2 separate regions of the Homo sapiens genome follow, and region 2 is linked to region 1. Evidence: chromatin contacts called from ENCODE Hi-C or POLR2A ChIA-PET data. All regions are on one chromosome and are shown on one strand. Each heading gives the region's core, a stretch centred on a gene start or an enhancer-like site at or near the end of the contact. The rest is flanking DNA. Distances are from core to core; before and after follow the strand shown.

What was found. Hi-C counts contacts between places; a loop is a spot of excess contacts on that map. ChIA-PET counts read pairs that join two places held with the same protein, here RNA polymerase II (POLR2A). Pooled maps may share reads with other maps.
Region 2: a map of dorsolateral prefrontal cortex shows a loop between it and region 1 (15-fold over the local background). The contact joins the promoter of ERICH3 here to the promoter of LRRC53 in region 1. A Hi-C loop is called at or near these places in 9 of 168 maps with a recorded cell type or tissue (Caco-2, GM12878, HCT116 and 6 more), 31 of 37 single-sample maps with no recorded cell type and 17 of 50 pooled maps. POLR2A ChIA-PET finds 5 or more read pairs at or near these places in 1 of 52 experiments (OCI-LY7).

What each region holds. Positions count from the first base shown.
Region 1 is chr1:74,509,915-74,516,338 of GRCh38, forward strand. LRRC53 (leucine rich repeat containing 53) reads right to left here and starts at 2,697. Exons shown (of 5, transcript NM_001382280.1): 1 at 2,612-2,697. The region is part of intron 25 of FPGT-TNNI3K (FPGT-TNNI3K readthrough); the gene reads left to right. All of the region lies in intron 23 of TNNI3K (TNNI3 interacting kinase), which reads left to right.
Region 2 is chr1:74,671,285-74,677,708 of GRCh38, forward strand. ERICH3 (glutamate rich 3) reads right to left here and starts at 2,508. Exons shown (of 15, transcript NM_001002912.5): 1 at 2,213-2,508. The coding sequence starts at 2,235.

The sequences.
Region 1 (6,424 bases), core at 1,447-3,946:
GGCTAATTTTTGTATTTTTTGTAGAGACAGGGTTTCACCAAGTCACCCAGGCTGGTCTTGAATTCCTGAATTCAAGCGATCTGCTTGCTTTCCAAGGTGTGAGCCTATGCGCCCAGCTTGAATTTCAATGTCACAGATTTTCTATTGCTTGTGTATTCTTTGGGTATTTTATTTCTTTTGTAAAAGGTAGACAGTTCTGAGTTTAAACATGACTTAGAGATGTTTAACTACATTTCTTACCCCCTGATTTTTACTTCCTGAGATCAGTAGTAGAGAGGGCAATCAGTTCTCACCTTTTAAAAAGATCTGAGGCCAGGTGCAGTGGCTCACGCCTGTAATCCCAGCACTTTCGGAGGCCGAGGCGGGCAGATCACGAGGTCAGGAGATCGAGACCATCCTGGCTAACATGGTGAAGCCCCGTCTCTACTAAAAATACAAAAAATATTAGCCGGGCATGGTGCCTGGCGCCTGTAGTCCCAGCTACTCAGGAGGCTGAGGCAGGAGAATGGCTTGAACCCGGGAGGTGGAGCTTGCAGAGAGCCGACATCGCGCCACTGCACTCTAGCCTGGGTGACAGAGTGAGACTCCGTCTCAAAAAAGAATAAAATGAGAAAAAAATTATTGAGAGATTGTCAAATCTCTTGAATTTTTAAAAAATTATTGCTCATTAAATTAAACAGCACCTTGTCTATAATTTGTTCAAAACTACCAACTACCAGATCTATGTGTTATACTTTGTTAAATAAACTTCCGTTTCTCTTTGGGAAAGACATATATAGGATCTTGAACAGTATATAAAGTTTAATTAAATATGGCTAGCATTGAAAAGTTCATGGAATTAATCAACTAGCTCACAAATGTGTGTTGATTTCCCTCTAGGTACACAGCACTGTGTCTGCCCCTACCCAGAGAGGCCCAGTATTTTGATAGCTAGTCTTGTATTCTTGTATAAAGAGTTTTAGCAAACTGAATATGCTTTTTTTCTTTTTTGAGACGAAGTCTCACTCTTGTCCCCCAGGCTGGAGTACAATGGTGCGATCTTGGCTCACTGCAACCTCTGCCTCCCAGGTTCAAGTGATTCTCCTGCCTCAGCCTCCCAAGTAGCTGGAATTACAGGCGTCTGCCACCATGCCCAGCTAATGTTTGTATCTTTAGTAGAAACAGAGTTTCACCATGTTGGCCAGGCTGGTCTGGAACTCCTGGTGATCACCTCAGGTGATCCATCCGCCTTGGCCTCCCAAAGTGCTGGGATTACAGGCGTGAGCTACCGTGCCCGGCCTATTTTTTTTTTTTCCGAGATGGAATTTCGCTCTTATTGCCCAGGCTGGAGTGCAATGGTGCGATCTCGGCTCACCACAACCTCTGCCTCCCGGGTTCAAGCAATTCTCGTGCCTCAGGCTCCCGAGTAGCTGGGACTACAGGCACACGTCACTACACCCTGCTAATTTTTGTATTTTTAGTAGAGATAGGGTTTTGCCATGTTGGCCTCGAACTCCTGGTCTCGAACTCCTGACCTCAAGTAATTCACTCTTATTTTCTTTATTTAAAGAATTAACAATATATTACTTACAGGTGGAAAACACAAATGTATGTGTCATTTTCCCTATTACGCTAGCCTCTTCACTGATCTAATTCCATTGGATATGCATTTATCTATCATTTATTAAGCAGCTCTTATATATTGAATCATGTAGTAAATATTGGACACCCAATGATGGATTAGAGATCTCTTCAGTCCTGGGGGAATTCACAGTTTAAGGGAGGAGGTCAGAGAAACACACAGGAAGATAAGTACTGAGCCATGTGTAGGAAGCCCTGTGAGCCTGAGAAGAGTCAAGGTAGGCTTCCCAAAAGCCATCCCGTTTCACTTGAGTTTGGCAGAGTTAACCAAGCAGAGAAAGGAAGAAAGAGTGTACTAGGAAAGGGAAGCAACAGGGACAAAGGCAGGAAAGTGGGAACCTGCACAGTACATTTGGGAACAGCAAAGGGTTGAGTGTGGGTAGAGCAGAAGCTATAGATGAGGATCTAAAGTCAATAGAAGTAGAAATAAAAGAACATGGAGTCAAGTAAGTTCAGTACCCAAGGAAAATCGGAAGGAAGAGGGCAGCTTTCCTTCATGCAGCTTCCCTTCCAGTCACTGAGACCTCAGACTCTTCTCTTCATTCAGGCAGTGAGCATGAAAAGATCTGGATGGGACTGGATATAGCAGCCACCAGTCTTTATTGAAATAGCCCTGGGGCATGACTCGAACCTGTGAGGGACCATAAAGGGGCATGATTTCTGCAGCTGTGTTTACTGTCAGTGATTGTACAGACTCAAACATGGAGCTAGGGATAATATGGTAATCTAGATGAGACATGAGTGACATAGACACAGTAGAGCTCCACCTTGAACCCAAGATTGGCCCCTAGAACTGTGCAAAACAGGCAACACTGCAGGGTGGCTCATGGCACTCAACTATTCCTGCACTGATGACATTCCTGTACTGATGACATCACCCACATGATCATCTGTTTATAAGTCTGTCTCTTTAAATGGTGAGGAAAGAGAAATAAAGGTGTAAAAATCCAGCCATCATAACAAAAACACCAAAAGAAAGAAATTAACTTACCCAAAGGTCTCACAGCTTGTAGTTTGTGAATCTCTACATTAAAAGGTGGATGATGAATCTGAGACCTACTGAGTTAACTGTCCAGCATCTCAGCCATATGCCTTATTCCTCTTTATATGCATCTCCACTCCCACACCACCCCCTCCTGGCTTCATCCTTTAGTGCCTGGAATAACGCCTGGCACATGGTAGTTACTCATCAGAAGTCCACTGAGTGAAAGAACAAACACCTACCACTGACGGGTTGCTATTTATACCATTCTGTCTTCACTGTTGGGAGCTTCATACTGTATTCTTCAAAATGGGCACCCCCTGCAGCATGCCTCACTCTACAAGGAAAACTTCTCTGTTAACAAGCCTTATGATGGGGTCACTATGTGATCACCTAAAGCTGGCCTTTTCTGTCCCTCATCCGGGTAAATGGCTCACCGTGGAAAACTATAGACGACTTTTGCCCTTTCACTAACATTCCTCTTGATAAGACACTTAAAGAGGAAAATAGTCTTGACTCTTTAAAGTTGATGCCAGTTTGGGGCTGTTAACAAAGTCAAGGGATTCTGTTGTTAGAATCAACCTAGCACACAGCTTGCTCAGTCGATACTGTTTCACTGGCCTGAGATTACAGCAGAGGTAGGTGCCTAAGATGAGGAAATGGTTGTGGAGAAAGAGTCCGAATGACCCAGAGGTCCACGTGTGCTTTCCTAGTTCGTTTATTCAGCTGATATTTATTGAGAAATTATACCGGGATGTGGAAATTTACTGAGTCCCTGTCCTTTCATTATTTTAATCCAGTGCACTAGGTGTTCTTATCAGAGTGAGTCCATGAAATGTTGGGGATGCAGGGGCACTGGTAGTAGGAGTTGAGAACCTGATGATGACTGTCTTTGCAATGTTCCCTCAGAAGAAAAGGTTTGTGCAGAAGGCACATCCCACTTCAGACTCCTGCACATCTGCAGAGAACTTTGCATTCTCACTGCAAGAGGAGTTCCTCTTCCTTTCATTTTTCTTCTCTTTGTCTTCCTTTTTTTCTCTATGCCAAACCTAAGCAAATCTGCTTCATCCAGAGGCAGCTGGCGCTACTATGTGGGAGTGTTAAATGTTTAACATCTTGTCACTTGCGTAACTGATGGAGTCATCCTTTTTGTTTCAGAGTTTCATGTTTAGGGGTTGAAAAGCTAGATTGATGAGCATTACCAGAGAGAAATATTTTTTGGAAAGTAAGTGAAGCTGATGACACATTACTTTACAGTTTAGTGAATTTCAGCAAATCTAATTCTATTATCCTGTCAAAGTTTCACAAAAAGGAGACCTGAAAGCATATTTTAGATGAATCTTTAAAGATTTCAAGAAGCCACAACCGCATCTGCAAAGCTCAGATGCATCTGGTGCTGACAGACCTTTGTTTTTCTATAGACTAAGGGGAGTAAATAATCTTCCAAAAACTAATTAAGTAAAGTTATCTTTGGTTGTACAGTGCCTGCCTCTCTCTCCCTTGAAAAGGTTGTCAGCCAGTAAACGATAACTGCGTTTTTCAATTCAAAGGCTATTCGAAGTTTGCATAGCCAAATTTACCCAGGCACACCAAAATAGAAGCTTCCTTTATGAATCATAGAGTCTTGTAATGCAGATTTTATAGAGCATTTAAAGCCAGATCATTTATGTCCTTGTTTATTTTCACAATCAAGTATAAGATACGGTCTAATAAATACATTCTGACCAAAATGCTAGGAGCAATTGTTTTAAAGCGTTTTCACACAATTCTATGTATTTGTCAGAGGCTTACAAGCTGACAAGCTGAAAGCGCTTTGTGATGCTTTTGGCAATTTGTGTGATTGTGTATACACTTGCACAGAAGTTCCTTATCGAGAGGAAGCATTTAAGTAAAAAGGGGAGCATTAATGAAAAGGTCCATTTTAATAGAAATTGCTGTTGTTCTCTACTATCTAACAATTATTCACTTAAGAAGAAAAGTCTTGATAGAATTTATTGAGAACCTACTATGTACTAGTACACATATTATTAATATAATATCCCCAATTATTTGCTAGGTAGATATTATCTCCATTTTGAAGATGGGAAAACTGGTCAAAACAGGAAACATCTTCTGAGATAGTAAGGGGGGAAGCTGGGATTGACTCCAGTCTATCTAATCCCAAAGCCATGTGTGCTCTTTTTAGGACACCATAAGAAATTCTGTTTGGAACTCATGATAAAAAACAAGATCAAGACTGTGGTAAAAATGTGAAGGGGTATTGTGGGTTGAATTGTATCCCCCAAAAAGATATGTTGAAGTCTCAGACCCTGGTACCTCAAAATGTGACCCTATTTGGAAACAGGGTTGTTGCAGATGTGAGAAGTTCATAGGAGTTTATACTGGAGTAGGGTGGGCCCTTAATTCAAGATGACTTGTGTCTTTATAAGAAGAGCACAAAGACACGCAGAAGAATGGCATGTGAAGATGATGGAGGCAGGGACTGAAGTGCTCTACCTAGAAGCCAAGGAATATAAGGATCGTAGCCCTCACCAGAAACTAGGACATGGGCACAGAATTTTCCTCAGAATATTCCTTCAGAAAGAACCAACCTTGCCAACACCTTGACTCTGGACTTTTAACCTGCATAACAGTGAAAGAATACATTTCTGTTGTTTGAAGCCTTCAGGTGTTTGGAACTTTCTTATGGCAGCCCTAGGAAATGAATACAGAGGATGACATAACTTCATAGAGCTTAGGAAGAAAACAAACTCCAGACTGAATGTTAGGTCAGTGCCCTTCCTGAGGGTCATAGTCATGTTATTTTTCCTTCATCATTTGGGACTATGCGGAAAACCCACACCTAACCCAGTATGAGACTTGAAAGACATTTTTTGGTGCTTTGTCAGAAAATAAATATATGGTTAACCAAAGTTAAGGTGAAATTCTAACGTTTTATCATGCCAATACATATAGAAATGATACTAGGAAAGGGTGTGCTATTTGACTGAAGTTTCTCTGATGGTTGCTGTTGGCAACCAGTTTTACAAGAGGCACAAGTCTAATTAGGGCAGAAGTCAGGAAGAGATTGCAAGTAATTGAGGTCAGACATAACTCAGGGTGGGCAGGTGGCTGACATCCGATGTAGTCAAACTAAGGGGATCATGGTTTGAGGTGGGCAGACACAACAGGTGAGGGATGGAGACTGAACACTGATGGAAATAACTAAAAGCTGAATCTGGCAATGACATTCAAGTAGGTCAAAAAATAAGTATGATAAAAGCTAAGGGAAATCTGAGGTTTTTCTCTTCAGAAGCCTAGTCTTCCTAAATTGGCTATTTCTTTAGACTGGAGATCATTAGTTATTAAAAGGACTATACTTACACCTGCCAACCTAATGCCCCATAGTGCCAGTTTACCTCCTGGCTGCCTTCAAGGTTCTGATGTCTGACTCAGTTGAGAAGAAGGGACTTGCCTTTGCAGAAAATGTAAATGGAGAGAGTAGTACTGATGTCTTTAGGAGCCTCACTAGAGGGGAAGGAAAGGACAATCAACTTACTGGTGAAGCCATCTTCTGTGGATCTTTGAGTTGGAACTAGGCTGAGAATGTAGGTCTGAAGTGCAAATCATCCCTGTTCTTATTGATAATAACTCTGGTATTTCAAAATTTTTAAAAATATGGTCATTTATTTCTGTTCTGAAATTTCCCATTAGCCAGGAAAAAAAATTTTGACTAATGTTGAAGACTACTCAATGAATGTTGCTATCCATTTGTTTGTTCACTCATCTGCTCAATCACTATTTACTTGGATGGGGAAGGGATTCATAATTTCTAGATATGTT
Region 2 (6,424 bases), core at 1,258-3,757, 160 kb after region 1:
CTTATCAGTAGTTCTGCTTTTGCCCTTTGTCCTGTTCCCTCAGAAGCATTTGATCTTTGTTCTGCTTTTTGCCCTTTGAAGCATATGATCTTTGTACCTACTGTCTGTTATTACACCCCCTTCCCTTTTGAAACCCTTAATAAAAAACTTGCTGGTTTGAGACTCAGGTGGGCATCACAGTCCTACCAATATGTGATGTCACCCTGGTGGCCCAGCTGTAAAATTCCTCTCTTTATACTGTCTCTCTTTATTTCTCAGCTGGCCGACACTCATGGAAAATATAAAGAATCTATGTTGAAATATTGGGGGCGGGTTCCCCCAATAAGTCCTCAAATTCCTTATCTGTAAAAATGAGGGTAACTAAAAACCAGCATGAGTGGGAAGATTTAATAAGGTAGTTCATATAAAACACTAGAATGGAGCCTGGCACATCGTATGCACATAATAAATATTTAGTTCTAACACAATTTTCATTTCCGAATACATGCATCTCTAGATTGGATGCACCATCCGGCAATACCATTTATTCAGCACACATTTGTTGAGTTTTATTTTGTTCTGAACACTGTCCTAAGTGAAGGGATCAGAGAAATTAATACAATATGGTGCCTACTTTTCAGGAGCTTACCATTTAAGTGCAAAGTATTTGTTGCCATCTTAACACCTTTCCTGAAGAGTACCATGAAACATACTCTTGCATTAAATCACAAATTTCCCTTTTCCCCATAGGCTTGGAACTAATGGAACTTCAGAAAAATTTGACTTCAGTTTCTGAAATCTTAATCATGCACAGTTTAATCAATAGCTACATTTTTCTCACATTTTAAAATAGATTATTAAATGGTCTAATCAGATTCTAACTAGCCAAAAACTTGAAAAACATAGGAAGACAACCATGACTGACATATTTATTTTCCCAAATGCAAACATACTGCAAACATCAGCTGCTGAAAAATAGTGCTATTTGCATCTTACGTAGCATCTTACATGACCCACAGATAACTAAAAATTGCACAGGAGTTCAGCATCAAAATGTTAAAAAGTACCTAAATTAAATTCAACTTGAGATAAAACAAAAAGTTTATGTAATCATAGCTATATCACTTTTCTAAAAGTTCTGAAACTGATTTCCAACGTGGCACCTTATATGGCTTTAGTTTTTTCAAACATTTTCATTTACGCCATTACACTCAGAGAATTCATTAAAAAGTAAAATCTTGAAGTTTGGGTATAAGTTCCAACACAACGACTAATGTGGTACTTCAAACATCACAAACTCCAAATGATCTCAAATATGTTGTCCTCTGCTAATTTGCTGCTCCTAAAAATGTGCAATAAATGCAATTAAAAAGGAAAGTGCCTTCAATTTAATTGCAAGATTGACTAGGATATTTATCTTCTTACTAGATGTATCATAATAAAAAATCGTCTAATATGCATTACATTGTTTAATTCAGGAGGAAATTGGATATTCTCCCTTCCAATAAAAAAAGAAACTTTTTTTTTTTGCAACAGCCAATAATGACGGTGTTCTTTCTAGAATACATTGAAAATTGCCAAAATAGGTTATCTAAGGGGTTCACCTACCTAAAGCAACTGAAGATCATGAGTAAATACACAGGCACACAACTCCTCCCTCTCTTTTCCTGTGCCATATAACCTTCCTTTATTAAAATACTTTTTAAAGACCCTTATGGTCCTTTTGAGATTGGGCAGAAAAAAATCCCTGAAATAATACCCCCTTTTCCCAATGAAACATCTTTCAATACTGAATGAACTCACACCTCGCTTATATGTAAGCTAAGGTGAGAATGCATCTCTCATTCTCAAATCTCCAAACGAATTCTTATTTTGGTAACCTCTTCTTTTGCATCTAAACACACATGTTCCACACCACAGGATCTTCTTGATCCCAGCGAAGGTCCTTGCTTAATGTATGCGTTTTTCACTTCCATTTTTTAATCCTTCCAGGGTGAAAATTTCAAAAGGGGCGAACGTGGGTGAAAGAAACGAAGAAGGGGAGGGAGGAGACATGATGCCTGGGATTTCTGCCATCCTCGCTGCAACCCAGAATTCGTATATATTTTCCTCTCCCCAGCCCTCCCCCTCGCTCCCCTCTCGCCCCTTCCCTCCGCAGCAGGAGGGAGGAGGAGGGGCAGCTGGCTGAAGCCGCCACCTGCCACAGCGTGGAAAAGCTCCAGTTGTCACTTACCCAGCGGGGTGAGAATGGCTCATTTTTGCAGGATCCCTTTTGGACCCCGCGGCAGGTGCGGAGGGTGGGTGCGTGGGGCCCCGTGCGCGCTGGCGCTGCGACAGTCGCGCTCGAGGGGTGGCTCCGCACCGAGGTCCCCTGTGCGCGGGCACCTGGGCTGGGCCGCCGCCGCCCCTGGGCGCCCGGGCTACCCGCAGCCTCCCGGGCTCCCACCCTCCGTTGGTATCCACAGCTTCCCTGTTGCTAAGGGAGGAGAGAGGCAAGCGCCCAGGGTCTGGAGAAGCGGAGGCGCTACTGGAACCGAGCCTGCGGAAGCTGGAAGTGAAGCCAGCTTCTACCCCTTTTTCTGGGCCCTGATAGGGAGGAGACCCAAGCAAGCCCCTGCTCTGTTGCTCTAGGGCGCGAGTTCCCCAGGTATCTGTAACATGAAAACACAAACACACTCGTGCACACACACAGGCACACCCACACATTTTGGCTGGCGTGCTTCCTGCTAGGCCCTGGGGAAGGAAGGACTGGGTAGCGGCTGAGGGTAATAAGAGCAGGGAGCAGCTACTGCGTGATGCGGTGGTTTCCAGTGCTAAAACAGCGATTGCAAATTTGAGGGAAAGAAGGACGTCTCTCAATCTGTTTTGGGTTTTGAATTTGTTTCTGCATCTGTAAGGCATTACAATCGACTCATTTTCTCCTTGGAAAACCCCTATCCTTCTTCCTAGCTGAGGTCCCCACTTCCAGTGGGCAGGGCTGACAGAGCTGGCTTTCAGAAGATGGGGGAGACGCAGTTATTCAGTAAAGCACCCAGAAACAGTACTTACATTGGAATCCAGTACATGGAATGCAGGGCTTAGATGAAGCAGCCTGGATTTAAAGGAGGATCTGAATGTGGAGGAAGTTTAAGCACTAGACTTAGATAACCTATTCTTGTTTTGTTCATGCTTGGTCAGGTGTTTTGCAGAATGACTTGATCTCTGGCCTCAGGTTCCTCATGTATAAGTGAAGGGTTGGACGCATCAGTGGTGACTGAGCTTTCTAGGGTCTCTATTCTGGGTCAGCCACATTTAGAGGTGGGAAGAGCATCACCTCATTAACGTCATTCTGCTTTTCCTCACGTGGTAAAGACCCACTGAGTATGACAGAGTTCAAACTCCTTAGTGTGACATTCAGGGGCCCTCATCACCTGGCCCCAGTGTCTTTCCCGAGCCTGTGTGACCACTTTCTCCACTACCTTAAACTCTAGCAAAACCAAACTCTTGCGCTATCCCTCTAGTGGAAACATACTTTCACCCTTGACTACTTGGAAAACTTCTATTCATCCTGTAACACTTAGCTTAAACACTTCCTCTTTGACATCCTCAGGTGTGCTAATGACTCTGGCCTCAGGGGGCCACTCGGCTGGGATATGCCTGTTTTGTGCTTACCCCCTGTATAACACTTGCTGAAGTAGATGCTGCCTTTTCTACTCAAATGCAAGCTCCTCCATTTCATTTTGTACATCTATTCCATTTTTCTATATTCTCAGAAGGAAGCAACAGTTTAATAAATGTTTGCAGCATGAGTGAAGGGAAAAAAGGAAACTCTTGAGTGGTGGCATTTGTAACGAGTTGTTACTAAATGCTCTCCTCAGCCTTTTATTGAGCATTTACTATCTCATTTAATCCTCATCTTCATTTTATGAGACAGGTTTTTTTCTCCATTTCATAGCTATCAAAACTAATACATAAAGAAATTAGTTATTTTTTCTGACATCTACAGTGGCTTCCAATGGGAAAAACTAGGATTCAAATCCAGATCTATCTGATTTCAGCCTACAAATGCCTTTAACAATTACAAGTTGATTTACTTTTCCGTGGCCCCTATAAATTGCCAGAGAAGCCAGATATTCTATACCATTACAGGTTTTGGACCTGAGTGACCAGAGCCATTCCAAGAAAAAAAAAAAAATATGATGCTAGCCCAATAGCTTAGGTCCTGAGACTGAAGGATTCAAGGCTGCTTCAGAGCCCAACTGGCCAGAGCTAGACTAAGGCAGAGGTCATCTCCCCGTGTCCCCTACCGTATGTCTATCCCCACTAACATTGGTTTCCATTTGAGGTTGCCCTTAATGCTCACTGTAACTAGATTTCACCTGGATAAAAATCGGGACTGGGGAAGGAGGAGGAGGAACTAGAAAGATACACTGTAACTTGCCCCAGGTGCTGCCAATCCCTAAGGATGGTGTAAATAATGTAATCTTATATAGATACTAGTTGTTACAAAATTCATTTTTGCAAATAGAAAATGGTATTTTCTCACTGGTTCAATGAGAAGGGAAATTAAAATATACTATTTAGATACTCAGGATTCTGTAGAAAAGATTCGCCAGCACTCTGCAGACAGTGAGGTACCCTCAACAGCATGTATTAATTCATAAATGGGGTTTGAGTTCTCCACCCCTGTGAGCTCCACAATTTCACATTCCTGATGAAAACTGCAAGGAAGCTACTAATTTTCACTTCAGAAAATGCTCACTGTGAAAATGTATTGGGAATTTAGCCAGAATGAGTTTCTATGTTAATTTCTAGAATGGAGATAGGGAAAGGGAATAAAGAAAAAAACTAAATTAAACTGTTTCAAGACCAAATAGTCACTGGAGTCCTTTTCACTTTCTCATAGGAAAAAAAAAGTCCCCAGATGTCCCCAGAAGTATCATAAATTTATAAAAAGATTTCAGTTTTATAGAAAGACCTGTGGAGTGAGAGTCAGGGTCAGGAGATTGAGAGAAGTAGAAGGGCAGCGGGGAGATAAGGATTACACCTACAGTGTTGATTGGATCTTCATTCAGGGTGAACAGCAGCTGGACTTAGGAATCACAGATCTAAACTATCAGTGACAGTCTTATTTGTTTTCTGTTGCTATAACAGAATACCACAGATAAGGTGATTTACAAAGAAATTTATTTCTTACAGTTCTGGAGGCTGTGAAGTCTGATGTTAAGAGGCCACATCTGGTGGGGGCTTTCTTGCTGCATGATAACATTGCGGAGAGCATCACACGATGAGAGGGCAAGAACATGTCAGCTCAGGTCTCTCCTCTTCTTATAAAGCCACCAGAGTCATCACTGGGGACTCCACTTTAATAACTTTATCTAGTCCTAATTACCTCCCAAAGGCACCACTTCCAAATACTATCAACATATGAATTTGGAGATTAAGTTTCTAACAAAGGAAGTTTGGAGGACGAATTCAAACCATAGCAGTGACCATGTCTTAGATCAGAGGTAGGCAATGTATGGTTTGCCAACTACATCTGATTCACTGCCTGTTTTTGTACAGCCTATAAACTAAGAATGGCTGCTACAGTTTTAAATGCTTGGGAAAAAATCAAAAGAAGAATAATATTATATGATACACGAAAATTATATGAAATTCACATTTTGATGTCCACAAATAAAGATTTATTAGAATATGCTCACACCCATTTTTTTTTTTTTCAAATGACCTATGCTTTCATGTAACAATGGCAGAGTTGAGTAGTTGCAAGAGTGATTTTATGGCCCATGAAACCTAAAATGCTTGCTATCTTTCCCGTTACAGAAGAAGTTTGCTGACCTCTGGCCTAACTTATCACCACAATTGGAGACGTAACTTACCCTCACGGACTTTGAGAACAAGGACCACACCTTTGTATTCCCAGTACCAAATGCTCTGTGCCTCTCACAGAGGGGTGCTGAATAAATAGGCAAATGAAGAAATTAATGAATAGATTGAAGAAATAAGTTTTCCATGTGTTTATTATTCTCCTGAAAGACAGAGTTCAGGTTACCAAGACTTTCTCCCCAGATGTAATCCCAAAGGCTTTTTGGAGATCTTCAAGGCTACCACTCCCATCTCAGTCCATGAGTGTCAGGACCTTAAAGCATGATGATTTGATGTGATCCAGGGCTACTTTCTTTATCAGCATTATATAAAACCTCAGTAGGAGGCGAATAAGGTAAGCATTTCCTCAGGACATGCTCCATTGTGCAGAGGTTAAATTTACAAGCGAGTTTCCTAATACCTTACATCCCCCAATGTTAGCTTGGGTTGCTCAAAACTATCGCATTGAGAGGCTGAAGAATGAAGTGCCAATGTACAAAATTTAACTTCCAACCTTTGATAATAAGGGGTGCACTGCTCTGAAGTTGTTTTCCATTGTCTGAATGTCCCCCAAAATTCATGTGTTGATATTTAATCA